Regions from separate parts of the Mus musculus genome. Here regions 1 and 3 are each linked to region 2. The links are chromatin loops, found by intact Hi-C in ENCODE. Cell type or tissue: heart. All regions are shown on one strand. Links, peaks and the distances in the headings refer to the core of each region. The heading gives the core; the rest is flanking DNA.

Region 1 (10,651 bases), core at 1,551-9,550, 69 kb after region 2:
GTGTGCTCACGTGTGCATGTGTGTGCATGCACGTTTATGTAAAGGCACACGGGTGCTGTGGCACGCACATGAAGGTCAGAAGACAACTCAGGCCTCCTACCATCTGTGTCCCAATGGCAAGCACCCTTACCCACTGAGCCATCTTGCTGGTCTGAGCTTCCATTCTTTTTTTTTTTTTTCTTTTGTCCTAGCTTTTGATGTCCCTGTGAATGAGATTAGAAATTGGGTGTTGTTTTTTTATTGCCTCCAGTGGTTGTCCGGTCCTATAAAGTGGATTCTGTTTTTGTTGGTTCATTTTGGGTCGGGATCTCAGGACCTCTCTTCGGCTGCCCTGGAGCTTTAGATGCAGACCGTGCCTGACAGGATTATCTTTCTAGGCCTGCGTTTTAGTCATAGAAACCTTTAGTACAGGTGATCTTTGCCTCTGGTCCCAACCCTCGAGGACCCGACCTTTGGCAAACCCTACGCTGCATTCACAATGGCAGCTGAGCCACATGTTTTTGATCTGGCAGCAACTGGCAGCTGAGCCACATGTTTTTGATCTGGCAGCAACTGAGACCTCGTCTTTCTGGACTTCACAACATTCTACCACTTAGCTCATGATTAGACAGGCCTGCATCAGACTCATGCACTAATACCTACAGAGGAGGTCTGCCCAGAGCGTCTCAGAACTGTTTAATTGGTCAGAAAGGGCTTCCATTGTGAAGGGCCTTATCTGAGCCCGAGACTGAGAAAAACCGGGAGACATGAGGCACCGCGGGGCTGGGCAGACAGTGAGCCTGTGGACATGGTTCTGAGCTCTCCCGTTTAACGGGGACCCAGGGAGGGCAGGTGCCTTCCAGGCTGCTGTCAGGATTTCTCAGTGGAGTCGGAGTGGGGAGCACTACCTGGGAGAAGACTCCCCCGTGAGGAGTCAGGGAGCACCTTCACCTAGACATTGACTCCTATTCTCCCTGAGCTCCAGGGGCCCAGACTCCTGACTGAAGTCAGGCTTTTCCTAGAGGCGCCCTTGAGCCTGTTGTCATGGTGAGTCCCTCTGATGTCCCTGTTTGTCCCAGCCTGGGTGAGCTGTTTTGTTTCCATGGCTGTCTGTGTTCACAGGTGACTACCGCCACATCCTCCCTCCACCCGCTAGGGCTTTCCTCCTCTGCCCCAGCAACACAGGCAGCCAATCAAGATGGGCTCAGAGCGATTGCTCCAATGAAAGCGGAGAAGTGAAACTAGGGAAGAAGAAGAAGCAGTTCACCCTCCCCACCCCCACCCCACCCCACCCCCGCTGGGTGCTGGGCTCACTTCCTCCTAGGCCTTAGAGGAGGGTGGTGTTCCAGCTCAAAGAACAAAATGGACCTTTTCGTTTCCTGTATCTTTTCTGCATAGCTGTGAGCTGTGCCTCCCATCGAACCACAGATAACTGAGCATTTCCCGACACTGGAGGAAAACAAACAGGCAACCTGGCTGGCCAGGTGCCTTGCCCAGTGCCTGGCCATGAGCCTGCAGGGGTAGGCAGCGTCCATCTGTAAACCTGAATGGGGCCCAAGCTGGGTGGGGGCTGCTAGGATGGAATTCATCAAGGTGTCTCATGTCTCCCTTCATAATTACATACCAGACAGGACCTCTCCTGTTTAGGATCCCAGAGCAAAAGACTGAGGGGTTTGCCTGCCAGGTCCTGCTCTGATAGTCTTGTCCTAGTCAGCCGTTGGGATAAGTCCCACAGATCAGGAACGGGGCCTTCCTCTGCAGTCTCTGCCAGGAGATCAGGAGCTGGTTGGTGGCTTCGAGGGTGACCCTGAGCCACACCCCCTATACCAAATAAGAGAGGAGTTCTTCACTGAATCTCAGTTCCTTGGCAGGAATTGCTTCCCAGACCCTACTTGACTATTTTTGGAGCTCTCTCCTGGTTTCATCCTGGACCCTCCTGAGATGTGCTTGGTGCCTTGAGGGAAGGCTGGGCAGGGGTAGGTAGATGGTGGCCAGGGAGGGGCTGCTGATACTGATGGCTTCTCCCCTCTTGGCCTAGAACTCCGGCAGAGTTCCTCTGTCTCGTCTTGCCGATTGAAGGTCCCCGTTTCTCCAATTTCTCTCCATCTTCTGGGAGGTAGCAGGAAATCAGAATCATGGTTGGTTTCAAGGCCACAGATGTGCCCCCAACAGCCACTGTGAAGTTCCTGGGGGCTGGGACAGCTGCCTGCATTGCAGATCTCATCACTTTCCCTCTGGATACCGCCAAGGTCCGGCTGCAGGTGAGGATGGAGTGAGGGTCCTGATGCTGTCTAATCTGCTCCCTCCCTGGGTCAGACTCCTTGGCAGGGATGAGGAGCCTGGAGCTGGCGGGAGATCAGCAGAGCCATCTCCCTGTGCTCACAACCACCCCATCTTGGTCTTTCAGATCCAAGGGGAGAGTCAAGGGCTAGTGCGCACCGCAGCCAGCGCCCAGTACCGTGGCGTTCTGGGTACCATCCTAACCATGGTGCGCACTGAGGGTCCACGCAGCCTCTACAATGGGCTGGTCGCCGGCCTGCAGCGCCAGATGAGCTTTGCCTCCGTCCGCATTGGCCTCTACGACTCTGTCAAACAGTTCTACACCAAGGGCTCAGAGCGTGAGTATGCGGCAAGGACAGACTGACTGACCTTAGTCTGTCTGTGCAGCTCAGTGGCTCCTTTAGACTTTCCAAGAACCCCGGGAAGATCAGAGGTGGACCCTGATTTCTGTTATCTGAGCACCAGGGCTGTCTCCAAGCAGGATGTGAGCCCATGATGGTCTTTAAAACCATCACGGTGGTAGCTGGCCTCCTGGGTGACACTTGGATGGAGGCTTGAAATAGGGGAGGGACTGGGCCAGAAGCACAATGGAGAGGCAGCCACCACACCCTCTAGCCCCCACAACCACATTCTTTCTTCTTACTATGCCCTCCTAGGAGGGGAGGGGAGGGGGTCGAGACAGGAGTGTCACCTTGCAGCTCTGGCTGGCCTGGTGTTCGAACAGCTCTCCCTGCCTCAGCCTTCCAAATGCAGGCATTAAGTGTGTGTCACAATGCCCTCCCCAGGATCGCTCTCCAGGGAGAAGTAGAGCTGGGGCTAAGAATCTGCCTCTGGACTCAGCTCTGCTAGGAAAAGCCTCTCTGCTTGGTCTTGGGTTTCACATTTGATAAATGGAACTGACCCTGACTTACCAAGGCTGCCGAGTAGCGTAAATGAACACATTTATGTGAGAAAGCGCCGTCTCCATTTTGTGTTACATCCTGGTTGTAACCCTGCAAGAGTGATCTAGAGCCTCTCTCTTCCCGTGGCATGGTGGTCTGGCAAGAGCATGATGCACTTGAGTGCAAGCCTGCGGGCCACTAACCCCGCCCCCACCCCTCTTGCCCACAGATGCAGGCATCGGGAGCCGCCTCCTGGCAGGTAGCACCACAGGTGCCCTGGCCGTGGCTGTAGCCCAGCCTACAGATGTGGTAAAGGTCCGCTTCCAGGCTCAGGCCCGGGCTGGTGGTGGTCGGAGATACCAGAGCACTGTCGAAGCCTACAAGACCATTGCACGAGAGGAAGGGATCCGGGGCCTCTGGAAAGGTGTGTGCTGGGTGTTGGCTTTTCTCCCCTCCTCTCCTCCATGCCCTGGGCTCACACAGGTTCTCTTTTCTACAGGGACTTCTCCCAATGTTGCCCGTAATGCCATTGTCAACTGTGCTGAGCTGGTGACCTATGACCTCATCAAAGATACTCTCCTGAAAGCCAACCTCATGACAGGTGTGTTAGCGCCACTTCAAGCTGGTAGGGGGCGTCTAGTTGTCTAAAGACTGCATCTTGTTATCCTGCTTGCCTCGTGGGTTTTAGAGTTTATATTTCTTACCATTCAAATCCAACAGGGTAAAAACCCCACTTTGCACATAAACAGGCGAGATCAACAAAAAGACTCTGAAGTCCCCCTAAGAGAGTCTAGCTGTAGTCTGTCTTTAAAACAATGAGACCCCTCTGCGGCAATGGTGGGATGCGGCTGGGAGAGCTGACAGCCTCTCCCCCTGCTTCATGGCAGATGACCTCCCTTGCCACTTCACTTCTGCCTTCGGGGCCGGCTTCTGCACCACCGTCATCGCCTCCCCTGTTGATGTGGTCAAGACGAGATACATGAACTCTGCCTTGGGCCAGTACCACAGCGCAGGTCACTGTGCCCTTACCATGCTCCGGAAGGAGGGACCCCGCGCCTTCTACAAGGGGTGAGCCTCAGATCCCCTCACAGAACTCCAGAGAAGTGAGATGCAGCCAAATGTCAGACAGCCCATAGTTGCTGTCACCTCTGTTTTTTAGAAGTTAAAATGAGCATTCAGACTGGGGGTTGGGGATGGGTGGGTCAGTGGTGGAGGGCTTGCTTAGCATGCTTGGAGACCCTGGGTTCTGCTCCCCAGCACAGCAGGAGTAGGGAGCTGGGTACTCGGGATTCTTGGGCATGTGGCCATGGGTTGGGTGGATGGATGAGCCCAGTGGTTAGAAGCAGGTGGTGGAGGGACCTCCATGACTTGTGTTTGCTCTCTCTAGGTTCATGCCTTCCTTTCTCCGCTTGGGATCCTGGAACGTAGTGATGTTTGTCACCTATGAGCAGCTCAAAAGAGCCCTAATGGCTGCCTACCAATCTCGGGAGGCACCTTTCTGAGCCTCTCCATGCTGACCTGGACCCTGCTTCCCAGCCCTGCCCTGTCTTTTTCTTCATCCTCTGCCCAGTCCCATTCTCTTCCCATTTCCTGCACCCCGATTTACTTCCCACCTCACCTCCCTGTGCCTCTGTACTGATGACTCACAGTGAGGAGGCCTGACACCAGACCCTGAGCCCTCAGCCCTTTCTACAGCTAAGCCCACATCTTCATCTTCATCCCCAGCCCAGCCCAGCCCAGCTCAGCCAGCCTTCACCCATAAAGCAAGCTCAATGTTGGTGTCTTCTTTCTCATATGTTTACAGAGGTCTTGGTCCAAGGGACCTTTTCAGGACCTTGGCAGGCAGGTGAGGACCCCAGTGTCTTTAAAAAGGGATGTGACCCACATTCTGCCTGTAACATCTGAGAGGGGCTGGAGGGTCTTCCAGTCTGTTCCTCCAGACCCAGTGTTGGCTCCAGAGATCAGTGGCACAGCCAGGGGACACTGCAGCCTTTGTCCCTCCTACCCTTTCCTGAACACCATGTAAGCTGTCACTCAGTACCTGGTACTCCCACCCACACTGGCCAGGCCTGTCTATCTGCAGAGTGGAAGTATCCCTGCCCCTCCCACATCAACTTGTTAGGAGATGTAGGGAAACTCCAGAACCTTCCATTTTGGGGGGGAGCTTACTTTACTCTGTTTTACACATAGCAACCCACCTCCTGAGGCCATAGACCTACAGAAGACAAGGCAGGCTGGCCTCAGCTATAATCACACCCTGAGACATGCTCTGAACCGGGGGTGGGTGGGGACAGGGCAGGTCTGACCCATTGAAGGGGGCTCAGGCTCCCTAGCCAAGATCTAGCCTGTAGGGGTGTTGTTGTTGTTTCAAACGGGGCTTCACACTAGCACACTGGCCTGGAACTCGCTGTGTAGTCTAGAACTCATGACAATTCTGCCTGAGTTTCTCAAGGCTGGGATTACAGCCACCTGTAGCACCCGACCTCTGAAGAGCCTTTCTGATGGAAGCCTTACCTTTTCCCCCAAGACTGGGGACCAGTCAACGCTTAGATTGTCAGGGTGTTTCAGTCAGTCCTCTTTCCCGCCAGCTCTCCTCAGCCAGGAGAGGGAGGCAGGACCACTCAAGGAGCAGGAACCACCGGTGAGGTCCCTCCCAGAGCAGGGCGGGGCCTGTCAAGTCTCCACGACCCATTTTATACATTTCAGACATCTCCTACGGGTCACCATCGAACGCCAAGGCAAGACACACAGTGCTGGGTCCTTGGGGGATTGTCTGGCAGCTGTGAAACTGGGCCCAGACAATAGGATGTCCTCTCGGCCTAAAGTGATGGCTTCTGCCCCTTCACCTCTTTAGCAGAATGGGTCAGAGCTAAAAAGTTAGACCTTCCCAGTGCTTGGCAAGAGGCCAGGCTGTTCGATTGGCTCCCAGAGAAGAGCACCAGTTCTCCTCAGCTTCTGGTAAATCCAGCCCCGGTCTCGGTCCTGAGGCAGCAGCAAGCCGCAGTGAGGGTTGGCCGGCGTGCAGCTGGTGCTTCAGCACACAAGGGCACAGCAAATGAGGATCTGGTCATTGTGTTAGGTCCTTCAAGGGACAGTTTACTACCAACAGCTGACAAACAGGTCAAGAGAGGGCACAGTGTGTCCAATAGCTCCTTCACTAGACATGTGATATAGGTGTGAGACCACTAGACTCCATGACTAGGAATGCTGTCAGTTGGCCTGAGGAAGGGGCAGCAGTCTTTAGAAAACAGCATAGCAGAGACCTTAGCAATGCTTCCAGAGGGATGCACCAGACGCCCTGCTTTGCCTTCTAAGGCAGCCCAGTTACTGGCTGCCTTAGAAGTTACAGGGATCTCATAAAGGGCATGGTGGAGGCCTGAGGCCAAGCTTCCCACAGAGCCCTCCAGGACAGAAGTCCTAGTTCCCCAACCTCTCTACAGAACTGGAGGGTCACCCTCAGAGCAGGAGGTTACAGTCACCTTCGTGTCAGTCCTGCCACAGGGCAGTGAACACTCCACCGTCTGGTCCCACAGGTCTGTAATGAAGGGGTTGAAGTCTTTGCTGTAAAAACTAGAGCCTGGCAGTGGAGTCTCCCCTTTAATCCCAGCAGTGGGGGAGGTGGGGGCAGACTCTGTGAGTTCAAGGTCAGCCAGGGCTACACAAAGAAATCCTGTCTCAAACAAAAACAAAGATGGATCCTGAGGGCTGGAAAGATGGCTTGGCAGTCAAGAACACTAGCAACTCTGGCAAAGGTCCTAGGTTCCAGACCCAGGGCCCACACTATAGCTCACAACCATCTGTTTAACTCGAGTTCCAGGAGTTCTGGCCTCCGAGGGCACTGCAAGCATGTGTATGGCACAGTAACATGCAGGCAAAACAACTTTATTCCACAAAAAGGACCTAGAGAAATGAAGTGACTTGCCCAGGAATCTGACCGAAGGCCCACATTTGACTGTTAAAATGAGATGCTTCCTGGCTGGAGCCCCAGCCCCAGAGTCTTTATCTCCAGGTGTTTTTTGGGTTTGGTTGTTTTTGAGACAGAGGCTCTCTGTGTAGCCCTGGCTATCCTGGAGCTTGCTCTGTAGACCAGGCTTGTCTCAGAGATCTACCTGCATCTGCCTCCCAAGTGCTGGGATTAAAGGTGTGCACTGCACCACCAAGTTTAGGCCTCTTATCTCAGGGTTTTTTCTGTTGCTGCCTTCATGATGGTTCAAGATGGCTTCAGGCAGTAGGATAACTTGATCCCAAGGGTTTGGGGACAGCAGGGACAAGACTGTATGTGTTCAAAAGTAAAACACTTGCCAAGGGCTACATTCCCACTTTACAAAACAAAAGAATCTTGTAGCTGGGCATGGTGACACATGCTTATAATCCCAGCATGTGGGATGCCGAGGTAAGAGGATCAGGGGTTCAAGGTCAGCCCCAGCTTTTGGAAACCCTGCCTCAAAATTTAAAAGGACAAAAGCTGGGTGTGGGACTGCATGCTTTAAATCCCAATACTCAGAGGCAGGTCGATCTCTAAAGGCATAGGTGTGACTCCGGAAGCCAGACCTCCTCCTGACCACAGGACAATGATGCTGTGACCCTCTCTATAATTTAACCCTGAGTCCACCAAGCGGTTTTCACACCAATGACCCCAGTCTCCTACCTGTAGGCAGGCTGTAAGCTCCACTAACAAGGTCAGTTAACAGTGCAAGAGTCAGGAGTTCAAGTGCCCATGTCTCGCAGGCTACTGGTCAGAGGCAGCCTAAAACCCATCTCATAGACAGGGAACCAAAGCCAGGGGCAGAGATCAGAGCTCTCCTGGCACTGTGTTCTGGGTGTGGCTGTTAACTGAAGCTGTGAGTCTATATGGAGTAGCCTAAAGTTCTAGTGACAGCTTAGCCACGGACACAAGCGCTGTCCCTGCCTGTGCTTTGCTTTCCTGTCTATGTTTCTCAAGACGGCACAGTCCACAGATGGTTCCTTCTAGAGATAGTCTGTTGTGAGATGTCAGGAGCAGAAGGACCTTAGAGGTCGCAAAGCCCTGCCTCCTGTTGCCAAGATGGAAGCAAGAAACTCTGAAGCCTCAGGGAACAGTCTGTGCCTAGGAAGGCAAAATGGGGCCTTGGGTGCCTAGCTTTTGGGGTCCTGCAGGAAGCATCCCTCCAACTCACTTCCCATCATAGCTATAGGATAGGAATCTTTATTATGTCAGCCTAAGGTCTCACGCCTCCCCATCTTCATAGGCTGTGGGAGTTGAGTGGATAGGAGCAGGCAAGGCCCAGCTAGCCCTCTCCATCCCTGTTCCTGCTCAGGTCCCCCAGAATTAGGTCAGCAATGCCTGGCGCAGCATCTGCTTCTTCTGGGGTGTGAGGCGGGTGGGGAACTGGATGTCAAAGAAGATGAAGAGGTCTCCCTTCTTGCTGGGGTTCTCAGGCAGTGGCATCCCCTCACCTGGCACAATCTTGAAGTACTTAGGGCTGAGACAGGGAAAGAAGAAAGGAAGGAGCATAGATGACTCAGCAGTGTCGGATGGGTGCACGCTACTTCCTGCACACTTGCAGGAGCCTCAGCCATTCTTACAGCTTCCCACTAGCTGGCCAGGTCTCACACACCAGAGCGGGTGGGAGAGAGCTGAAGGAGAGATTGTCTTGTTCCAAATACAACACTCCTCAAAACCCTTGCTCAAAGTGAATACCCTGCTGACTGACCCCCGGGAATTGCACAGCCCTCCCCAGGAAGCAAAGCCAACCTGGGGTGGGAGTCAAACCTTCCCTTCTCTGAGACTTCTCTTGGAACAAGAATTGGGAGCTACTATTCCGTGCTCTGTTGAAAGTTTTGAGGACGGAGACAAGAGATTGACCAACACTGGGTTCTCGGGCCTATATAGGGGTTTCCCATGGGTTAGAGAAAGGCCATCCCTCTGTAGGGTGAACACAGCCCATGGCTCAGGCAGAGGCCAGTGGATTTGAATCCCAGCCTGGGTTCCCAGGGAAATCCTTCTTTGGTAGCAGCCTGCACAGCCCTACCAAGTCTCATTCCATCCTTTCTTGTGACTACTTGGGGACTAGGCAGACAGACTCACTGGACAATGTCGTTGATAGGGATGTTGAGCAGCCGGTCATCAAGAGTCTTCACCTCCACAGTGCAGCAGGTAAGGGCCTGGAGGCCGGAGGGTAGAATGAGAGAGGGGTTTACAGAGCGTCACCACAGCCATTCTATTTAGAGGGCGTTTGGGAGTCTATCTGGGTTCCAGCCCTGAGCTGGGCAGTTCGGTGATGACAGAGTGTAAGGCTTTTGAAAGGCAGGGATGACAGACTCTGAATGCTGCCATACAGTAGGGACATCAGCTCTAGGGTGAGGTGGGCAGTGTGAAAATGCCCCAGCCGGGCAGGTGTGCTCACCCTGAGACCTGAGTCAACAGGGGCACCTTGAGGAGAACCACCTGGACATGCGGAGACCATGGGGACAGAGGCAGGCAGGACCAGGACAATGTGGAAAGATGAGGTGGGCAGGGAGGGGTTGTTGCACAGATCCACCTAATGCCACGGAGAGAGACACAGGACTCTGCCTCCGACGGGTCCAAGTTGGTTAGGGGAAGAAGAGATGAAGCCTGAGCTGCTGTAAGTGGGGTTCACTCTGGGCCCCCATGCCCTTCTGCACTGTGCCCACTCACCTTGCCCAAAGGAATGGGGTACACGAAGAAGAGGTTGTCATGCTCCCTGCGGAAGCGAGGGTGCAGCTTCTCCTTCACAATGAAGATAATGTCAGCAGGGATGATGTTGGGGCCCTAGGCAGGGAAAGCCAAGTGGCGACAGACAGGTTTATTGCTTATATCAATTGGCCACGTTTCTGTCTCTACATGTCTCCAGGTCTTCATCTGTGCAATGGAGAATTAGACCCAGTTTTCTAGAGGGGATATTCAGTGTGGCCTAGGGCCACCCCCTAGAGAAGTCTTCCTGGATCACTCTCCACTCCCCAAGTACCTCTCTACTGAGCATGCCCAAAGTAAATGTACTCAGGGGGATGGGGTGGGGACTTGCTTAAGTGATAGTCGGACCCTGAGCTGGTCAGACAACTTCTCTGCCTAACGGAAACTCAGCAGTGATTTCTTCGCTTCAGTGAGCCGCCCTGAACTCTGACTTCTCTTCTGGCCACTGAAGACAGAGAGCAAAAGCAGCTGCTGTCCCCAGGACAAGACATAGCAGATGAGCCAGGCGTGGTGGCGCACGCCTTTAATCCCAGCACTCGGGAGGCAGAGGCAGGCAGACTTCTGAGTTCGAGGCCAGCCTGGTTTACAAAGTGAGTTCCAGGACAGCCACGGCTATACAGAGAAACCCTGTCTTGAAAAACCAAAACCAAAACCAAAACCAAAAAAAAAAAAAAAAAAAAAAAGCAGATGGTCAGAAATAGTCATATAGGTCAGAAATAGTAAGCTCAAGGCCCAGAGGCTGGGCGCTGCAGAGGCCCTGGGCCATGTCAGAAGGTTGGAAAAAGGTGACCAGAGTGGAGGATGTTGGCACTGGGTA
Region 2 (10,651 bases), core at 1,277-9,276:
CAGCTCCATGACTTAAGGAGTTAGTGTGACATGGAAAGGAAATAGAGTGGGTACCCCCAGAGTCTCGTCCTACTGAAATTAAAACATCACAGACCTAGAAACAAAGATGAGCCCCAGGGACCAGGGAGCGACCGCCCTGCCCTGAAGAAGGCCCAAGGCACATACAGAGTCTCATGCAGAAAACCTATAGGAAGCAGAGCTTTGTCACCCTGAGCCAAGGGTGTGGACTTATAAGGTTGCTTCCATGTGATGGGCAGTGTATCCAGCCAGCACAGCCACCATCGTACACCACTAGTCCCACAGCTGGCCTCAGAAGACACCTCACTACTGAAAACTGATCCCTGGGGCAGACTGCAGTTTATTCACCTGATCATTCTAGCTGGCATGTGTGCTTTTGTGGTTTTCAGATACTATTATCCTAACGTAAGGGACCAGATGGTTGCCAAAGGAACCTTGCCATTATCAAGGGTCTGTGCCATGGTAACCATGCAGTACCGTGAAGATGTGGGAATGCAGAGCTTTAATCTCCCATTAACCTCCAGACTTGAGCACAGCAAAGAATTAAAGAACCAGTCATCAGGTAACCTTTTCAAAGGCAGTGTATATAAATTTCTTTTTCTAAATTAATGAGTCTTCACTTTGGGGGTATTTACCTTTTTGCATCTCACCCACTCTTAGAAAAACAGGTATAGAATATATATTGCAACTTTGCACATAATTTGAGAAAACGCCCGGTTCCATGGACTCTGAATAAATGTTGCTTGTCTCATTTTACCTTGAACTGTTAAGCATTTAAAAAGCCCTCTTAGCATAAATGCTGAAGACTTTCTAGGTACACTAGAAAGTTATTCTAAGCCAACATAAGCAGAAGTGGGACTGGTGGGATGTGATGAGCTTGGACTGTGGATTGACTATAAGGAGAAGGTTAAAAATTGTTTTTGATGTGTGTATTCACTCGTGGGGAGGGAACACCTGCCAGGGAACGTGTGTGGGGGGTTAAGATTTTATTTTATGTGTATTTATGCCATCCATAGGTGTGCCATATGCATGCAGAACCCTCCAAGGTCAGAGGAGGGAGGGAGTCAGATGCTTTCAAACTAGAAGTACAGGCAGTTGTGAGCCTCCACAGGAGTCTAAGAACTGAATGTGGGTCCTCTGCAAGCAACAAATGCTGAGCCACCCCTCCAGCCTCAAGAGAAGGCTAACAAGATGGCTCAGCATATGCTGCCAAGTCTGATCATCTTAGGCAGACTGCAAGTTATCCACCAAATTTTTCTAGCTGGCATGTTGTCAGTCAGTCCCTAGGACCTACTTGGTAGAAGTAACCAACTCCCACAAATTGTCTCTGACTTTCACACTTAACCTCTCCCCACCCCAGATAGATAGATAGATAGATAGATAGATAGATAGATAGATAGTTCTTGAAAGATAAAATAGAACTTGAAAGAGCTTAACAAGAAGAATTTGGCATTTTAAATGGTATTATAAGCAGCTGTGATTGCAGTCATCCTCCTGTCTCCCTGGCTAGGAGCTGATGGTTTATAGAGACAGAGATCCTTCCAGCTAACCTAGTAGTCTTTTTCTTCCTGTTTTCATTCATCAGGTTTCCTGGATGTGGGTTTGAGGTACCGGCGTAGCCCAAGAACAGCAGAGGGAATTCTTGCTGCCCGAGCTGTCTCCATCTCAGTCCATATTATCAGAGCCTGTGGTCTTCAGGCAGCAGCCAAGTAAGTCCACCTTTGAAGAGTGCTTCTTAAGCCTTCCTGTGGTGCAGTCTATACAGCATGATGCTCTCATGTGGGTGACTGACTGAGACCTTCCTGAGGTGTAGTCTATATAGTGTGATGCTCTCATGTGGGTGACTTGTGAAAAATTTCCATTTCACTAACCATGACTTTCTGTTAAAGAAAGCATTTCAGAATTTCAGGAAATCACTTGTAGTCTCTTATACTGTTATTGCAAATTCCTCTCTTCACTTTGCAACAACTTTGTGTTCTCTCTTCTTAGTCCCCTACTATCATGGCTATGCTCTGTACCCTCAAACCATGCTGTGCACTGGCTGCATGTCCGTCTCTAGATCACATCCTTTTTTCCCCATCTTGTACTTATTCCATGTGTTCTCAGCATAATGGCCGATAACTTATTAAAGCTAGCTCCAATTTTTACCACGTGTCTACTAAAAGAAAGCCACGGGGCTAACTTTGGCCTGGAAAGATGACTCAGCGATTAAGAATACTGGTTTCTTTTCCAGAGGTTCTGAATTCAATTCCCAGCAACAACATGGTGGCTCACAACCATCTGTAATGGGATCTGATGCCCTCTTCTGGTGGGTCTAATGACAGCTACAGTGTACTCACGTACATAAAATAAATAAATAAGTCGAGAGAGGGGGGGGGAAGAGAGAGAGTAAGAGAGAGAGAAAGAAAAGAGAAAGAAGAGAAAGGAAGAGAAGAAAGGAAAGGAGGGAACAAAGGAAGGAAGGAAGAAAAGAGAAAGCAAGAAAGCCACAGTCCTTGTAGTGTTGTAAGGGTCCTCTATCATCTTTGTTTTCTCCACTCCTGTCACTGGCCCTCTTGTTGCTTCTGAACACATTAAGCACATTTCCCCACTCAGGTCCCTTGTCTCCTGTTTATTCTGCCCAGTCCCTCTCTGTAGGGGAACAGTGTGGCTGTCTCCTTCAGCTCTTTGCTGTTATTTCTCTTGGCCTTAATATTCTTCCTCTTGCCTGTTTAAACTCTCACTTTCCTTGATGAGTTTGTAGCATCTCTGCAGCCCTCCTTTTCTGTTAGCACCTAGGTTGTAACACATGCTGCTCTGTTTCTATTGGGCATGCGTTTTCCCACACTAGACTGTCAGTTCCTCTAGTTAGATACTTTGTGAAATCCTCTCTGCACCCCACATATCACATGCTTGAGCTCTGGCAGCAAGAGGCACTAATAGAAGTACACCAGGCTCTTGCTTCAAACTAGCTCACTTCTAATATGAGTTCAAGAAGAAAACAACTTCCCCTAACTTCCTCTCTCCCTGTGACTGAGTCAGATTGTTCACCTGGAACTTTCCTAGTCTCTAAATGCGTGCGTAGCGGGGTTACTGCCCGTGTGAGGCCTGATGCTGAAGCAGCTGATGAAGGTTCAGAGTAAACCACTCCTTATTAAACTCTCCAAGTAGACTTTGCTAAGAACCCAGCAACATCTTAGTGTTTGTCCAAACGCTTTCAGGGCAGTAAAATGGCTCTGTGGGTTAAGGTGTTTGTTACCAGGCCTCATGATCTGAATTTAATCCCTGGAATGCAACATATGGAAGGAGAAAACAACCGCTAGAAGTTGTCCTCTGACCTCAATGAGTGACACACAAAAATAGATAATGAAAATGTACTAAAAATAACTTCTTTCAAGCAATATTTATAAATTTTATTTTATTTGATGTGTGTGTACCATGTTCATTCAAATACCCTTGGAGTCTAGAAGAAGGTGTCTGAGCTAAAAGTTAGTTACAGGCAGTTGTGGACCACTCGGTGTGGGTTCCAGGAACAGAACCAGGATTCTCTACAAGAGCTTGATGAGCCTTCTCTGACCCCAAATACCAGAGCTAATAAAATTGGTCATAATCATCTGCCAATAACAAATGACACTAAAGGCGCTGCACTAAGATCACAGGTATCAATTTCATTGAACAAGTTGGGTTTACTGCTAATTGCAGTGACAGGAAGTAAACACCAGGGGGAAGCAGAGAGGGCTGCAGAGGACTTGGAGCATCTAACTGGGATTTGCTCATCTGGGAAAGGGCCCAAAGGAACAACACTTTGCTGCATTGTCTTTCTTATTACATTTTATCTAGAAGAAGGGCAGGCGAGACGAGAGTCAAAGTTGAACCTGTTAAGCTACAAGGGTCACCCAGGCTATGCAAGAGTGTTAGGTTTACAGACTGATCTTGCTTTGGTATGTTCTAAAGTAAGATAGTAAAGAAATCTAGTTTTTGTCTCACTTTATTATAGTGACAGGGTAACCTTATATCCAGCACCTCAGGGTAGTTTTTAATCAGGTTACTCCCTACATTAAAACTTTTGAGTTTCCCATTTTTAGTAGCAGTGGTATCCCAGTTTTAACTGAGCATTTTAATTTAAAAGTTAGCATAGTTTCAAGTTGGGGTGTGCTTTTTTATGTATAAATTATCTTCAGGTACATCTATATTAATATGCTAAATACATTATGAAAAGTGTCCTACAGATAAGCTTTAGTATATATAATAACAAGTTTTAATATTTTCTTCCAGCTTTTTACCCCCTGAACGTCCATGTAAATGTGCAGTCAGATCTAGGTTGCTAAGAAAGCACATTACGGCACTGCCAAAAGCCTCGATAGAGAGCTGTTGCTAAGCATGCTCAGGATGGTGTGGGACTAGCAGAGATAATTCCTGGGCACGCAAGCAGATTTCTAATGTGTCGGGGTAACTTCTTCTCATCTCCTTTTGTCCCCTACAGGGCGTTGGCTGAGCAGGAACCCGCTTTACAGTTTAGCGCCACCGTTGGAGTCAATGCTTCTGTCACCGCCCATCTCTCATTTCTGCCCAAGGGGGAGCAGCGCCAAACCCGCCCTGTGGCCTGCTCCTTCTGCCCTGAGTTCTCCCACCACATTGAGTTCCCGTGTAACCTGGTGACTCAGCACTGTAGTGGAGAAGCCTGCTTCCTGGCAGAGCTGTTGGAGTTTGCAGAAATTATTTTTGCTATCTATCATGAAAATACCAAATCAGGTAAGCAGCAAATGCCTTCAGAACGACATAAGGCTCTCTTTCGGATGGCATATTCCTTCCTAGGCAATACTTGAAAACTTGAGAAGTAGGAGTTATAATCTTTACAACTTCCAAAGGCCAGAGCAAAAGTAAGACGTGACATGTTCATGAAAGAGTGTTCAGATGTTAGTGCATGAGTGTGAGTGAGAGTGGTTCTGTGCTCAGGAGGTTTGTGCACTTTCCCGTGTGCCTGCAAAAGGAAGGTGTGATTAACAGCCTGAAAGACCTTCAGACTCTGACTAGCATGGGAACAGGAGAATCCCTAATGCATTGTCTCAGCCCTGATATATGTGTAGAGCTGAAATGTTCTAGGAGTCTACTGTAAACAGAGAGGCCTCAGTGCCCACCAGTAACTCCTCATTTTTGCTTCACTCAACAGTCAGTGATATAACCAGTATCCAGTCGTGCAAGGATTATCTGCTTGGAATAGTAAAGGTTCCAACGAAAGATCTGCTGGTCAAAAGATCTGGTAAGGATGTTGTCATGATGAGGTAATCCTGTCTAGCTCCCATTGCAAAATACACAAGGAATTCTGTCCCCTAACACATGCTATGAACTCACCCAGGTACCTCACAGTTCTCTCAGGCATGGTAAAAACTGTCCCAATGTCAGAGGTCATACTCACCCTACTTTAGGAAAACTGGTGCCATGTTGAGAAGACAGTAGCAGTACTTCTGCATATATGGCATGATGTAACATCGTTCCTTGGGCTTTGTTTGACCTTACAGTAAACTTCCAGCAGGATAAAGAAGCACTGTTTCCATTTGGCAGACCAGATGATCTCAAAGAAGCTAATTGGCCAGAACCACATTGCTATTGCGTTTGCGTTTTCACAATTTGCAGTGTAGTCATCATTTACCCATTCCTTTGCCTCTCTGTTCTCCACTACAGTAGAATAAAGATAACTGCGTAGAGGCCTGAACAAACAGGCCCGGCCTGGCACTGGGCCCAGGATACAGCTTCTTGCTCCATTCCCTTTCCTTTGCACTCACAATACCAGGGCAGTGTTTCAGATTCTATAGCACTTCCCTTCAAAGCACTTCCTCAGCCATTGTTTCATTTAGCAATCGACCAACTTGAGTAAATAAGATCACTATGGGAGATTAATGACTTATCCAGAACAAACCACTAGTTTGGAGTCTAAACCAAGGAAAGAACTCAAATCTTCCAATTTCTAGCCTTGTCCTTCCTGTCTAATCTCACTGGGTCTCAGTGGTCAGAGGAACGCAGGCTCCCAACCCAGCGTGGGTATGTTTTCTTTCTTTCTTTCTTCCTTTCTTTCTTTCTTTCTTTCTTTCTTTCTTTTTCTTTGTTGTTTTTGTTGTTGTTGTTTGTTTGTTTGGGTTTTTTGTTTTTTGTTTTTTTTGAGGCAGGGTTTCTCTGTGTAGCCCTGGCTGTCCTGGAACTCACTCTATAGTCCAGGCTGGCCTCGAACTCAGAAATCTGCCTGCCTCTGCCTCCCAAGTACTGGGATTAACGGCGTGAGCCACCACTTCCCGGCATGGGTGTTTTCTATTCAGCACTGGGCCAGGGTAGTGGGGAATCAGATGTAAAGAGGCGGTGTGTTTTCTCTTTGGAGACAGTGATTGAAGCTCTTTCCTTTTCCCCATAAGGGATCACAGGATGGTATCCTGTCATTTTACCAGAAGACAAAGGCCTGCCTCAGGACCTGGACTTGATGCAGAAGATTGTAGGAGGCTTGGAGCTTTCTGTTTCCTTCGCACATCCGGGAGATAGAGAGAGGGTACTGGAAGCTGCTGAGCTGCTGGGCTGGAGCTTTGAGAGCATCCCAAAGGATCTTGTCAAGAAAGAAGAAGAGGTGCCAGCCACTGTCACCATCTCTACCCCAAGGCTCTGGCTTCCTATCCACTGTGTGCTGCTTGCTGGTCATATGAACATTCATAAGAATACATATTGCTACCTTCGCTACAAGCTGTACAATCAAGAAGCCTTTTGGACTCCTCTCAGGAAACCTAAGGAGTCTACAAACAAAAACCAGGTCCTGATTACTTTCAAGGCATCCAAAAGAGCAGAAGTCACTAGGAGCCAGTCCCTGCTTTGGTACTTCAGGGAAGAGAAGTTAGAGATCCAAGTGTGGCGAGCCTATGGCAACGACAATTTAGAGAGGCCACACCAGACTGACAGCTGGATTGGCTCAGCCTATGTAGACCTGTCCAGACTTGGGGAAAAATCTCCAAGGACACTGACTATCAGTGGTGAGTGAAGCTAACTCAGGGTTAGCTCTGTTTGAGCACCTTCTCTGTACATAAATGCATCGGATTTGTACATGTAATGTGGTTCCTAAGGTGTTGTAGCACTTAGTTAATGTGTGCACAGTGAGCTTGGGTGAATCTCCTTGACTCACTCTGACAGGTGTGTCAGAGCCTGTGTGATCACTGAGGGTGCGTTGGGAAGAACGCCTTCCACGGATAGTCTTTTCCCTGGTGCTTCTCAGGACATTCATCTTTCCTGGTGAGCACCTCTTAGAGCTGGTAAAATAACAGGGCACACCATCCTGGGATCCCTGTGGGGAAAGGGAAGAATCAGTCTTCAGAGAGAAAACATAGCCTCTCTACATCTCAGCTTCCCCCCTACCCTGGCCCAGTGCTGAAATAAAGAAACTACACGCTACTAAACTGGTTCAGAGGCAGAAAGGAAAAGTGAGGTTTTACAGGCAGAGCGCACTGCTTACTCCTGTTACACTCATTTGGTGTTTAAGGCATGCACTTGGCCCTGGGAATCAGATAAGAGAAAGAATTCATTCCTAGCCTGACTGTGTCTATATTCTAATCTAATGGAATACAGCTGTGAACAGTCAATGTGAAGCATAAGAACTAAAACAGAGGATGTTCTCGGTGGGGCACTGGACTGTGCCATTCATTCATCATGGCACTTGAGGTTGACTAAAGGACAATCTCATCTGAAGTGATAGTTTCAAAGGATTTAGGGGGAAACAAGGGAAAGGAGAAAAGAAAAGTTTTTTGCTTTTGTTTGAGTCAGGGTCTCTCTGTGTAGCCCTGGCTGTCCTGGAACTCACTTTGTAGACTAAGGCTGACCTCATCCACCCGACTCTGCCTCCAGAGTGCTGGGATTAAAGGCGTGCGCCACCACACCCAGACAGGAAGAACAAGTGTGCGAACACAGAGGCATGAAGTAGTTAGGTGTATTGCAGATGCTGTAAACCACATGATCTGGTCAGGGTGCACAGGTTTACAAAGCACTGCGATAAAGCCAGGACAGTGGCCCAGAGTACTAGTTCCATCAAAGCAAAAGTATTTGGTCTTTCTTCCAAGAACTGTGGAAGGTTCGTATAATAGGTTCTGGAATGAGAAGTCAGAGCTTTGCTGTCTAGAAAGTGAGTCTAGTGACTATAATGAATTGAAGGGCGCCAACCAAGTGTTTTTGTTGGCTCATGTATCACACATCCCAAGGTCACCTCAAGTGCACTATGTAGCCAAGGATGACCTTGAACTTCAGATCCTCCTGCCTCTCCCGTAGAATACCCGCATGACAGGTGTGGACCACCACATCTCGTTTATGTGGTGTTGGAGATCGAATGGGTTTCTCACAAGCCTGGTAAGCACTCTGCCAACTGAGTGCACGCCAGCCATGACTGGAGTCTCTACAAGCGTGGCACTTGCTCAGTTTAGCACGCCTCTAAGCTATTTCCCTACTCTCTGCAGTTAAAGGAATGAGGTCAGGGCCCTCTTTTACTTCTGTTTTGTTTTGTTTGTTGTTTTGTTTCTTGGCTTTTCTTGTGGATATGTGGTTTTGGTTTTTTTTGTTTGTTTGCTTGCTTGCCTTTTTGCTTAGTGTCTTTGAAACAAGGTCTCAGGGTATAGGCTAGATTGGCATAGAAGTAGTGATGTATCTTTAACTGGCCTTGAACTCATAATCTTCCTACTTGAGCTTCCCAAGCGCTGTGATTTTAGGCATAGAGCTCTAAACCTTGTATTGGACAGATGGCTCTCTCTAAAAAAGGAGAAATGAGTGAGTCTGGGTGATTTCCCAAATTGTTGGGTTCTTTTGGGGCCCTATGAAATATCAAATGCTACATTGCCTTTTTTAGCTAGGCCAGTTCAGGTCACTTTATCGAAACTAGAGAAAAAGTCTTTGAAGCAATCCAGGCTCACTTGAACTAACTTTATTTAAAGATAGCCTTTTAACTTCACTGCTGAAGAAAACAGATCTGGGACACAGAGTATAGGTCAAGGGTCAGAATTCCATCACAAATCCTCCCTTTTTATTAAGTGTTTCCAAAGAGGCTATTGAACTTTTCAGATTGTCTTTGTCAATCATATCCTACTAGTTTAAGGTTTGTATTCTCTTGTACAAAAGCCTTATACATTTGATGTGTTTGTTAAATGTGTCAGTCCACATCCACTAAGCCAGCCAACCTATTTCCATCTACTGTTTAAACTTCCTAAGGATAAGAAGGACCCACTGGGTTGCATATAGGTGTCCTCTCTCTATAGTGACTCTCACTTTGTGCTTATGAGAACCATGATAATCTTTGTATCAAGAAGAAAAGTGGCTATAAAAAGACCAAAAAAAAAAAAAAAATCAGTCTTATTGCCATCTATGGCAGGTAACATCTTTTTCTCCTAATAAGAATGAATCTAGCAAAGCAGTCTTTGAGATTGAGAAGGAATTATTAGGGCTCTAAGTAAAGTCTCATTTTAAGATCCAGCAAGCCAGTGAAGTTCAAATCCACTGATTATTGGGAGAATGATCTTGACAGGTTTATTGACCCATCTGAAATTCTGGCACAGAAAGAACTCGGCTGTTAGTGTCCCTTACCCTCCTTGCTCCTGCCACCCCTCCTGCCTCCCTCCTTGCTCCTGCCACCCCTCCTGCCTCCTTCCTTGCTCCTGCCACCCCTCCTGCCTCCCTCCTTGCTCCTGCCACCCCTCCTGCCTCCCGCCTAGTGGGTCCTTAGGATGGTGCAGGTCGTGTGCAGATGATAAAAGAGGCCGAAATGAGCCCTGGATAGCTTCCCAGTGGGGAGAAATCTAAGTGGGAGCGTGTGTGCATGTTCTGCAGAAGAGGGCCCCTCTTGTCTTTACCTAGTTCCTCCATGTGTGAATTCTCTCCCATAGCAGTTCTGCCTGCCTGCAGAGCATGGGGTTCTGGCTTCAAATCAGAGATGTGACACTTAGTATTAGTGAATGTTAGTGGATAGAGTAGGGACAAGGTGATCAGGAATGTGACCACTTAGTATTAGTGAATGTTAGTAGACATAGCAGGGACAAGGACAAAATATTTCTAGATACCAACAACTTCAGATTCATGTGGCAAATCGTGTTGAGACCTGTGGTGTATCACAGGGAAGAGGCCCATAAGCAGCCTCTAAGAGGCATTCTTTCTCACACAGGCTTTCTTACTTCCATTCTCTTGCAGGGGTGTATCCCCTGTTTGGAAGAAATGCTTCCGACCTCTCTGGAGCTGCTCTGCGCATTCATGTGCTTCTTTCCCCGCTTTCCCCACACACTGAACCTGCTCGGGAGCTGGACTCCATGGACTGCAGCAGCCACAGTGAGTCTGAGCAGCACCCCAGAAAGAGCGATGCGCTCCAGCTCTCTCCACCCCATGTGCTCCAGACGTCTCCCACCTCCACCCAGGTCCACGGCAACAGTGCTGCAGCCCAAGTGTGCCCCGCCCAGGAGGGCCCTCCTGAGTTGGCTGGGACTTTTGCAGTCAGCATCCTGGTAGAGAGAGCCATGCATCTGAGCTTGAAAGGTATGCTCCCCATACTTACCCAAAAGCAAGTGTCCAGTTCCTAGGGTTGCTCTCCGTCTTCACAGAACTTTCAGGTTATGCCAAAACCTACAAGTATGGTTAGTTTTCTTAGTTGATAGTTATA
Region 3 (10,651 bases), core at 1,215-9,214, 230 kb after region 2:
CCCTTGTCTGCCTTTACCTGCTATCTCACTTGAGCTTCCTATCCATCTTTGCCTTCATGACTGTTTCAAAGACTGTGTGGAAACGGGCTTGGAGAGGGCCAAACTACACAGAACCCCTTAATTACAAAGCAATGGAGGCAGGATCCACACCCAGTCACCCGGGCTCCTCTCCGAGAGCTTTAAAGAGACCCAATGGCAGTCGGATGTAGTTGGCATAGTGTTTAATCCTAGCACTCAGGAGGCAGAGGCAGGCAGAGCTCTGTGAATTGGAGGCTAGCCTGGTCTACCTAACAAGTTCCAGGCCAGCCAGGCCTACAGAGTAAGACTGTCTTTAAAAAACAAAACTATCCTGGGCAGTGGTAGCTCATGCCTTTAATCCCAGTACTCTAGAGGCAGAGGCAGGTGGATTTCTGAGTTCAAGGCCAGCCTGGTCTGCAGAGTTACAGGATGGCCAGGGCTATACAAAGAAACCCTGTCATGGAAAAACAAAGCAACCAAATAAAAAACCACCACACAATATGCAGGATCAGGTTGGCTCAGAATTCTAACTGTGAAGGTGGAGACAAGCACTGCTAGTCTTTAAGGACCCCCAGGTAACCCCAAAGTTTGTCAGTTATCGCAAACCTCCACGTCCCCAGATACCCTTGTTAATGAAGACCTTTAAGAATACTTTACAGGTGGACGAACTGAGGGGGACAGGGACAAGTGACACATCCCTGTATGTGACAGAGTTCAGACTGGAGTTGAGGTGTCTTCCTTCTCTTATTAAGAACGACTTATTTATGAGCGGGTGACCCACAGCCCTTCCCCCACCTGCTCACACCTGTTGCTGCGCAACTAGGGCTGGCACACCTAGAGTAGAAGCCTTGGCCTCTTGTGTTTCTCCGCTGGCTCATTCCCCTCTCCAAGCTCTGACGTAGATCTTACAAGAGGGTCGAGTGTACAATCCCTCTCAAGTTCCCCTCGATGCACCCACCTGTTCACACCTGTTGTGGATACTGCTGCCACAAATGCCCGCTACTCGATGAAGCTGCTACCCAAACCGGTCGCACCTGCGCTCTGCTTACCCCCAGAGATCCAGAGGCATTTCACTTCCCAGGCACTGCGCAGTGCCTGGGGCATAGCTCCCCCCGGGGCCCCGCCCTCCAGACCCAACTCACTCCCAGGGAGGGGGCGTGGCGTGGAGAAATTCAATAACCGAGCCATGCTGGGATTTGTAGTCTGCAGTTCTACACTGGGCAGAAGCAGCCCGGAATAACAATCCTGTGCTGATCCCAGAAGAAGTAAGTAATTTTATTTCCTTCCTCTCTTTTTAGATCTGCCTATATTTCCAGGGCTGTCCTCAAATGATCTGCTGGGCAGCTGGGACTGCAGATGTGTACCACCACACTCAATTTATTTTTCTATTACATTTATTTGTTCGCCTATTTTTCAGAAAATACTTTTCCCCTTCTGTTACTAGAGATGTATTACAGGTTCTGCTAAATGCCGATCTACACTCCATCCCTGACATAAAAGACTTTCTCTTGTAGAACTGTGTGGCTGGAGGCTTGGGGAGATACCTCAGTCGGTAAAGTGGTGCACAAGGGGCGGAGTCCAGATCCCCAGAACCCACATTATAAAAGCCAGGATGGCAGTCCTGGGGAGGAAGAGACAGTTGGATCCCTGGGGCTCACTGGCCTTCCAGCCTCACCTGACCATGAATCCTAAGCCACCTTGTCTCAGAAAACATGGCAGATGGCTATGAAGGAAGGGTGGCTGTGCACGTGCACACACATCATCATCATCAAGAGAGAGAGAGAGAGAGAGAGAGAGAGAGGAGCTTGAAGCCTGGCTTGTAATCTTCAAGAGACAAAGGCAAGCACTAGAGGCAGGAGGATCATCAAAGGTCAGCAGTCTAAGAGAGACTTCCCAGAGTACATAATGAGCATCTCAGAAAACAAAAACTTTTAGAGGGAAAAATAAAAACAAAAAATGTATGGCTTGGGGTCTCAAGCCGGGGAGAGAGAGAGAGAATGAAGGAAAGGTCATGCCCCAAAGGGCAATAGACACGTATAGACAATTGCTGGACAAACTGCCCCTGCCCCGGGATACCCAAGGACAAGGAGCTAAGTTCAGCCGAAGCTGGGCCTGGGTGTACAGATGTGCAGTCTCCAGGTACCTGGTAGGCTCAGACGCAAGAGGTTGAGGGCTAGCCTGAGCTACAGAATGAACTCAAGGACAATCTGGCCAACTTAGAACCCATCTCAATTTTTTTTGTTTTGTTTTCTTTTGTTTTTCCAGACAGGGTTTCTCTGTATAGCCCTGGCTGTCCTGGAACTCACTTTGTAGACCAGGCTGGCCTCGAACTCAGAAATCCACCTGCCTCTGCCTCCCAAGTGCTGGGATTAAAGGTATGCACCACCACCGCCCGGCCTGTCTCAAAATTTTAAAAAGAAAAAAGGAAAGGAGGAGGAGGAGGCTGGAGATATAGCTTGGTGTAGAGGGCTTGCCCAGCATTGGTGGAACCCTAGGTCCCATTTCCAGTACTGAAGCAAAAACAAAAACAAAAAAAAGCCAATTTCCACTGAGCAGGTGGCTGGCCTGAAGCCACAGCTACTTTAGAGTCTCAGTCTAGCAATGAGTCTCAACCTTCAAATGCTGTGAGCCTTCGGTACAGGTCCTCACATTGTGGTGACCCCAACCATAAAACTATTTAGTTACTACTTCACAACTGTATTTTTGCTACTGCTATGAATGGTAATGTAAATGTCTGATATGCAACCCCCAAAAGGGTCGTGACCCACAGGTTGAGAACCACTGGTCTAAAGGATGCTTCAGGACCAGGAGAGCCCAGGAATTCAAGGCCAGCCTGGGCTACACAGCAAGTATCCCAATAATAATGATGATAATAATAATAATAAAACATTTCTCTGGGCCATCAAGATGGCTCATCAGGCAAAGGTGCCTGCCACCAAATCTGATGACCTGAATTATATCCCTAGGACCCACCAAGAGGAAGGAGAGACAAAAAGTTGTCTCTGACCTCCACAAGTGTAGGGTTATACCTGTGCACATCCATGCACATATAGAGATAAATGTCATTTTAATTTTTAGAAGTTTGCTTTCAGGGGGCTGGAGAAATAGAAGTTCAGAGCACTGACTGCTCCTCCAGAGGTCCTAAGTTCAATTCCCAGCAATGACATAGTGGCTCACAGCCATCTGTAATGGGATATAATTCTCTTTTGATGTGCATGAAGACAGATCACTCATATACATTAAGAAAAGAAAAAAAATAAGCTAGGCATGGTAGTGCATGCCTTTAATCCCAGCACTCAGGAGGCGGAGGCAGGTGGATCTATGAGTTCAAAGCCAGCCTGTTCTACAGAGTCAGTTCCTATATAGCCAGCTAGGGCTACATAGAGAAATGCTGTCTCAAAAAAACCAAACAAACCAACAATAACAAAAGTTTGTTATTCAAAATGTAAGAGTGGCCACACCCACAGTTGCCAGAGACATTTCTGATCCTATTCAGCAACTTTGTGCTTCCAAATTGTATATGAAGCTCTATTCCTTCTCAGTGAACAACTAGAAAGGAAACACTTACATGAACCCCAACAGACTGAACATCCTTGTCCCAGCCCTGTAGCCGTATCCCCCCCCCCACCCCAAGGCTAGTCCTATGTAAAGAACCCAAGTCCTTTACAGACTGAAGAAAATAATACTCTCTGGAAACAAAAATAAGTGGAAATTATGCCTGAGTAGGAAAAAAAAAAAAAAACAGAGTGGGGTGGACCATATTTGGGAGGCTGACACAGCAGGACTGGGAAATCACAGACTAGCCTTGGCTACATAGTAAAGCCAGACTGGGCTATATATTAGATTCCTCACTACCACTTCACAAACAACTCTTCAAACAAACTACACATCACAACACACACACACACACACACACACACACACACACACACACACACAGAGTGCAGAGAGAAGCCAGGCTCCATCCCGGTTTCGGATGTTAGCGTTCTCTAGCTCTGTAAAGCACCACAGTGCTATAACGCAGCATGGAGCCCTCCCAATACAACTCTAGCTACCAGTCTACTGGAGGAGACTGGAGGTGAAAGTAGCCAATGCAAAGAGTGTGGCTTACCCAGGAGGAAGTCGCTCTTTGCCCAAGGGGTTCAGAAAGGCTTCCCCAAGGAAGCTGAGGGGTCGTGAAGGGGAAGTAACATTTCCCCAGTGTGGATCAAAGAACCTCACATAAGCACTGCTGGAAAGTCCAGGTCTTTAGTAGGCTTAGAAGATGAATGAGGGGTTGGGGAGAAGATGTGGGTTGGCAAGGGATAGCGCTGCAGAGGGTACCAGGCTAGAACAAGGACTGGGAGGCAGTGGACCGTGTGTATAGTGACTGCCTGGGGGAAATACGGTCAAAACAGGGGGTTAGGTCATATGATTAGCGGGTTACATGGTCCTGTCCCCTGGATCCGACCCTCCACAGTCGCTACTTTGACTAGCTCAGTCCATTCCCCACCTCTGCAGGAGCAGAGAATCCCAGAGACCAGGGCATTACCTATTTGGGAAGCCCCCCCCTTACTTCTTCCTACCCCAGAAACTCGTCCTTACCGGGGTTGCCGGGCTCATGGTTCCTGATGGTCAGAGCTGCATCCCCAAGAAGGTTCCAGAAGTGGGGCTTGACTCTGCCTTAGAGATAAAGGGATCAGGAAAGAGCTACCAAGCAGGCGCTGAAGGGAGAGGTAGGGAGGGACCGCACCAGTCCTAAAGAAAGTCACCCTCTTTTCCAGCCCCCTCCCGGGCTTTCCTGGCTGAGATCTCCTCTGTCCTTCTGTTTTTGGCCAAGTCACCTGGTGATTCCGAGGTGGTGTTGATCCAGGTCTCCAAGATAGGGTAGGGAGGAGGGTGGAATAAAGGAGACTGGAGATGGGGCAAGGCAGGTTCTCTGGCCCAGTTTAGGGCAGGGCTAAGTTTTCATTCTGAGGCCTAGCAGGCTGTGTCCATCTCCATCTCCCCAGTCGTGGCTGTGCGGCCTGGCTCCTTAAGTCTCCCTTCTTGGCTCCCCGGTCTCTTTAATCTTGACCCAGAGCCACCCCAGTGCTTCAGCCCTTTCGTGCTGTGCGTGCTCTGGGGGATTTAGCACAACAGATCCTATTAGCCAGTAGCTCATCCCCTCTTAGCAGCCCCAGCAACCGCATCTTTCAAACTACGCTGTTTTTCATCTCTGTGCCTTTAACTCATTCTCTGGTCTCTGGAAAGTCTCAACCCTACCCAATTTTGACTAATTTTTCTCCTTTCTATAACCGGGATGGGAGGAAGGAGAGAAAGAGACAGATGCCGGGCAGTGGTGGCGCACGCCTTTAACCCCAGCACTTGGGAGGCAGAGGCAGGCGGATTTGAGTTTGAGGCCAGCCTGGTCTACAGAGTGAGTTCCAGGACAGCCAGGGCTACACAGAGAAACCCTGTCTCAAAAAACAAAACAAGAGCCGGGCGTGGTGGCACATGCCTTTAATCCCAGCACTCGGGAGGCAGAGGCAGGCGGATTTCTGAGTTCGAGGCCAGCCTGGTCTACAAAGTGAGTTCCAGGACAGCCAGGGCTATAAAGAGAAACCCTGTCTCGAAAAACAAAAAACAAACAAACAAACAAACAAAACAAAAACAAAAAAAGAAATAGACAGATGGAAGAAAAAGAGAAGGAAGTTGAAGGGAGGAGGGAAGAGTGGAAAGGAACGGGAAGGAAGGAAGGGAGACAGGGAGCTATCTCTCCCGAGAATATTGGCAGGTTAAGCCGCTAAAATACTTCTATAGTCGCTATTATGTTGATAATGATCAGTTAAATTCTCATCTAGATACTCCTGAAGTTCATTTTCCTGCACATACGCAGAGGTTTGGGGGCAGGGTGATCTGACTCCCTCATTAGCAGCTCTGAAGATTCTCCTTTGCTGCTCTGGTTACCTTGAGGAAAAAAAAAAAAAGGCTTTTAAGTCAAACAGCCACGGGGATGCGCAGGATAACAGCTGATGACGCCAACTCCGGAAAGCAGCTTCAGCCTGGGCTGTTTCCAGCGGTTTGGATTACTAGGCTTGGTGAACTCTAGGTGAACCGGCTGCGACCAGCTGTCTCCATCTACTAGAGAGGGACACGCGTCCTCTAGTGGCCTAGAGAGGGACTGCTGTAACTGTTCTCCAGAAGCAAAGCATCGATTGTTCCAAAAGCAAACCTCCCTCCGTGCCTGTGACTGGCATTAAAGCGGTCAGGAGGAGATGGGTCCAACACGAGGCCGCTGACTGTATAAGTGGGTTGCTCAGCCTCATTTAGTCACCAAAGACACCTTCCTTCTCTGGTGTTGCTCATTAGGCCTAATAGAAAGCTTCTCCGGGCAATTTCTTACCTACTGTGGTACATGTCAGCTGGTAACTGATAGAAGAAGCGGCAGGGACAGAAGAGTGGCACTGACAGACTGGCCATGAAGGTGGCAAGGTGACAAGGTGCTTAACAGTTAAAGAAAAGCTGTCAGGACAGAAAGAAGGGTGACAGAGGCAGAGAGATGGCAAGAGAGCTAGGAGAACTGAGACTAGCCCCGGTCGCGGAAGGAGCCAATAAGTCTTTAGGGCCGGTCAGCTGTAACGCTGACCGCCACCAAGGGCTGAGGATTCCTTGTGAGTAGGTCTGCCTGAAAGCTGAAATGCCAGTCGCAGCCATAGACTGAGGAATCCTGACTTCCTAAGTCTTCACTAATGCTGTCACACTTACAGGGCTAAGTGTCCCAATTCCAGAGGCATCCAAGACTGTGACACTAGAGGGTCCCGCCTACTGCCTCACCCACCTGTCTACACTCAGAGCTGCCAGAGACCAGCATTTGAGAGTATCTCCTTGTCAACCACGATTTCTATATGGGCGAAGCAGAGAGGATCCAGGAGGCTGATTGCAGAAGGACTGAAGGAAGCCAGGGAGAGAAGGGAGGAGAGAGGAAACAACCAAGCAAGCTGGCCTCAGAGTCTGAACCTTGGTCCTGCCACCTCCCGCCAGAATCCTCTCTGGTTCTTCCTCCTCCCCTCCTTAGATGGGCAGCTAAGCATCTTCCTCAGAGGGGTGGGGGAGGGGCGGTGCAAACATCTCCCAGATTACACTCTCCGGATTTAGCAACCAGAAGAAAAGGGAAGATTCTCCAACAGCAGTGCAAACTTCAATGAAAAGATTCTCCATCAGCCTCATAAAGAAGGATGCAGAGACAGGGAAAAGAAGGAAGCTGGGAAAACCAAAACCACAGATCTAGATACTGAATTGTTTGGTTGGTTGGTTGGGTCTGTACTTTGCTTTTCTCCAGACAGGGTTTCTCTGTGTAGCCCTGACTGTCTTGGAACTCACTCTGAAGACCAAGCTAGCCTCAAACTCAGAGATCCGTCTGCCTCTGTCTCCCGAGTTCTTGGATTAAAGGCATGCACCACCACTACCCAGCACCAATACTGAATTTAAATACAGCCAGATTTGGTATGTGTCCCTGGACAATGACTGGCTCCAAGAAGTTAATAAAAGGTGAGCTAACAGGTTGTGGGCATGCCTGTAATGTAACCAGTTGGGTAGCTGAGGCAGGAAGATCAGCCTGGACTATAGAGCAAAACCAGCTCAAAAATAAATAAATAGATAGATAGATAGATAGATAGATAGATAGATAAAAAAAAGCAAAAGCAGACTTTCCCCAGGGAGAGAGGAACACCTTTTAAATATAAACTCTGGAAATTCATTGAGTATTTGTTTGTTTGTTTTTAATTACAAAAGTATTACTTATCAAAGCTGAAGAGATGGCTCAGGGGTTAAGAGCACTATCTGTTCTTCCTGAGTTCAATTCCCAGCAACCACATGGTGGCTCACAACCATCTGCAGTGGGATCCAATGACTTCTTCTGGTATGTCTGAAGACAGCTACAGTGTACCCACATACATAAAATAAATGAATCAATCTTTTAAAAATGTATTACTTATGTGTATGGATTTTTCCCTGCATATATATCTGGCACCACGTGTGTGCCTGGTGCTCAGGGAGACTGGAAGAGGTCAGCAGATTCTCCAGAACTTGAGTGGCACATGATTGTGAGCTGCCGTGTAGGTGTTAGAATTGACATGGATCCTCTGAAAGAGCAGCCAGGGCTCCTATCTCAGCTACCTCTCCAACCCTACTTCTTTTTTCTTGGTTTTTTTTTAAGATTTAATAATTTTTATTTTATATGTATGGGAGCTTTGCCTGCATGCTTGTCTGTGTACCATATGGTGCCTGAGGAGGCCAGAAAAGGGTGTTGGATGCCTGGAACTGGAGTTACAGATGGTTGAGCTATCACGTGGGTGCTGGAAACTGAACCCAGATTCTCTGGAAGAGCAACAAGTACTTTGTTTGTTTGTTTGGTTGGTTGGTTTGGTTTGGGGGTTGTTTTTTTTGTTTGTTTGGTTGGTTGGTTGGTTGGGGTTTTTTTTTTGGTGGGGGGGTTCTAGACAGGGTTTCTCTGTGTAGCCTTGGCTGTCCTGGAACTAACTCACTTTGTAGACCAGGCTGGCCTCGAACTCAGAAATCTGCCTGCCTCTGCCTCCCACTGCCTGGCACAACAAGTGCTCTTAACTGCTGTGCCGTCTCTCCATGCCCCACATCCATTTCCTTTTTTAAAGTTTTACTCTGGGATAGACAAGCTGTAGTCAAGAGGAGAAAGGAGACAGAAAAAGCTCTGCCGCCTGAGTTAAGCTGACAGGGAGGTCAGCCACATGACAGACACAGCAGGTAGAGGGGCTTAGGAGAATCCTAAAGCAAGCAAGAAAGCACACTCTAGCTCTGGCCAGATAGAAAGGAGAGAAACCTTGCACCTTTCTGAGTGAAGGTGAGCAGCCCCAACTGAGCCCCAGGGCAGTTCACACATGGGAACTGCCCTCTTTCCTTTCCTTTAGATTTTTGTGTTTCTGTGTTTGTTTAAGACAAGATCCTACTGTGAAACCCAGGCTAGCTTCAAGCTCCTCCTGCCTTTCAAGTGCCGAGGGTACAGGTATGCACAGCCCCAGCCAGACACTGTTGGTTCATTTTTATTTTACTTTAAAAACCTATTGCACCAGGTGTGATGGCTTGTGCCTTTAATCTCAGCACTCAGGATGTAGAGGCAGGGGGATTTCTGTGAGTTTGAGATCAGTCTGGCCAACATAAAGAATTCCATTTTTATGTTTATGTTACTGTGAAATCCTGCTGTCTTTGAGAGAGAGAGAGAGAGAGAGAGAGAGAGAGAGAGAGAGAGAGAGAGAGAGAATTCTAGGTGGAAGATTGGGAGCTATTTCTGAGCAGGTAAGAGCACTGGTTGCTCTTCTAAAAAACCAGAGTGCAGTTCCCAGCATCCACACTGTTGGGTAACTCCAGCTCCAGGGGAATTTCACACCTTCCAGCCTTCTTAGGCACCCTCACACATGTGGCAAACACTTATACAGACAGAGACAGAGACACAGACACATACACACAGACACACACACACAGACTAAACATATTGTAAATATATATGCATAGAGTGTGTAGTATGTGTGAGTGTGTGTGTGAGTGTGTGTGTGTGTGTGTGTGTGTGTGTACAGGAGTGCACATGCCATCACAGGTATGTGGAGGTCAAAGACAACTTTTTGGAATCACTCCTCTCCTTCTATCCTGTAAGTCCTGGGTAGGTCTCAGGCTTGGTGGCTTGGTACCTTTTCCTGCTTAGCCATCTCACTGTCCCCCTGGTTTATTTTATTGTTTGTTTGAGGCAGTTTCTCCATGTAGCCCTGGCTATCCTAGAACTTGCCTTGTAGACCAGGCTAGCCTTGAACTTCGAGATCCTCCTGCCTCTGCCTCTGAGTACTGGGATGGTATACAGGTATTCCTGAGTCCCAGCGGTTTGCTTTTAATCTTATTGGGTAGAAAGTGTAAATAGTGTGGGCTGACATGAGATCACACTGGGATTCTCAGCTCAAGTCTGGGCTCTGAGATAGCCTTGGTTTATTTTGTTAAACCAACTAAAACTTATTGTAATGAAAAAGCCAACAAGTAACTTTTCTAACCTGGTACCTGGAACTCTAGGCACAGAAGAAAGCATTCACTATTTGAGATGTGTGTGGTGGATGGAGAGCTCATAAACTGTATGTAGTTTAGGGAATAGTGGACAGGCTTATCGAGTCTAAATTCAAGTATGCTACTTATATTTTTCTATAGAATACAGTATTCTTCCAGCGGGTATGTTTGTCTCAACCAAAAAGTCCTGTGAGTGTTTCATTGCTGTGAAGAGACAACATGACCATGGCAACACTTATAAAGGAAGATATTTAATTGGTGCTGGCTTACAGTCTCACAGATTTAGTCCATTATTGTCATGGTGAGAAGCATGGCAGTGTGCAGGCAGACATGGTGCTGGAGAAGGAGCTGAGAGTTCTACTCAAGATCCATAGGCAGCAGAAAGGGACTGTCTTCCTCACTGGGTGGAGCTGAAGCATAAGAGACCTCAAGCCCTCCCCCAACAACGACACACAGTCTCCAACAAGGCCACACCTCATAATCATGCCACTTCTTATTGGCCAAGCATTCAAACACATGAGTCTGTGTGGGTCATACCTATTCAAACTGCCTTAGGTTCCCTAGTTTCTATCGATATGCAGAATTTTTTTTCAAG

The links. A loop is a pair of places that touch in the nucleus more often than their neighbours do. Peaks named below come from ENCODE experiments on the same cell type or tissue, not always from the same donor. Only the 100,000 strongest peaks of a DNase experiment are listed, where the experiment ranks them.
Region 1: it touches region 2 in a loop (5-fold over the local background); 12 of 42 quality-filtered maps call a loop at or near these places.
Region 3: a loop joins it to region 2, with 2.4 times the contacts of the local background. A loop is called at or near these places in 5 of 42 quality-filtered maps.

What each region holds. Positions count from the first base shown.
Region 1 is chr7:100,494,709-100,505,359 of GRCm38, forward strand. It overlaps Ucp2 (uncoupling protein 2 (mitochondrial, proton carrier)), which reads left to right. Exons shown (of 8, transcript NM_011671.5): 3 at 2,018-2,240; 4 at 2,387-2,597; 5 at 3,370-3,564; 6 at 3,640-3,741; 7 at 4,028-4,208; 8 at 4,528-4,921. The coding sequence starts at 2,115. The coding sequence ends at 4,642. It overlaps Dnajb13 (DnaJ heat shock protein family (Hsp40) member B13), which reads right to left. Exons shown (of 8, transcript NM_153527.2): 6 at 9,799-9,912; 7 at 9,208-9,284; 8 at 8,312-8,602. The coding sequence ends at 8,449. Among named protein-coding and RNA genes, the nearest start is that of Ucp2, 6.7 kb to the left of the region's middle. In heart, for the core only: no CTCF peak of the experiment used is centred there; DNase peaks (open chromatin) are centred at 1,863, 3,513, 6,143, 8,553 and 3 weaker places; H3K4me3 peaks cover 242 bases; H3K27ac peaks cover 1,890 bases.
Region 2 is chr7:100,425,570-100,436,220 of GRCm38, forward strand. It overlaps C2cd3 (C2 calcium-dependent domain containing 3), which reads left to right. Exons shown (of 33, transcript NM_001017985.3): 19 at 408-580; 20 at 1,604-1,727; 21 at 4,481-4,749; 22 at 5,168-5,257; 23 at 6,402-7,004; 24 at 10,189-10,527. Among named protein-coding and RNA genes, the nearest start is that of Gm10603, 38 kb to the right of the region's middle. In heart, for the core only: no CTCF peak of the experiment used is centred there; DNase peaks (open chromatin) are centred at 3,752, 4,502 and 5,732; H3K27ac peaks cover 390 bases.
Region 3 is chr7:100,657,317-100,667,967 of GRCm38, forward strand. Plekhb1 (pleckstrin homology domain containing, family B (evectins) member 1) reads right to left here and starts at 5,078. Exons shown (of 9, transcript NM_013746.3): 1 at 4,842-5,078; 2 at 4,603-4,676. The coding sequence starts at 4,620. In heart, for the core only: a CTCF peak has its summit at 6,140; a DNase peak (open chromatin) is centred at 6,085; H3K4me3 peaks cover 1,158 bases; H3K27ac peaks cover 225 bases.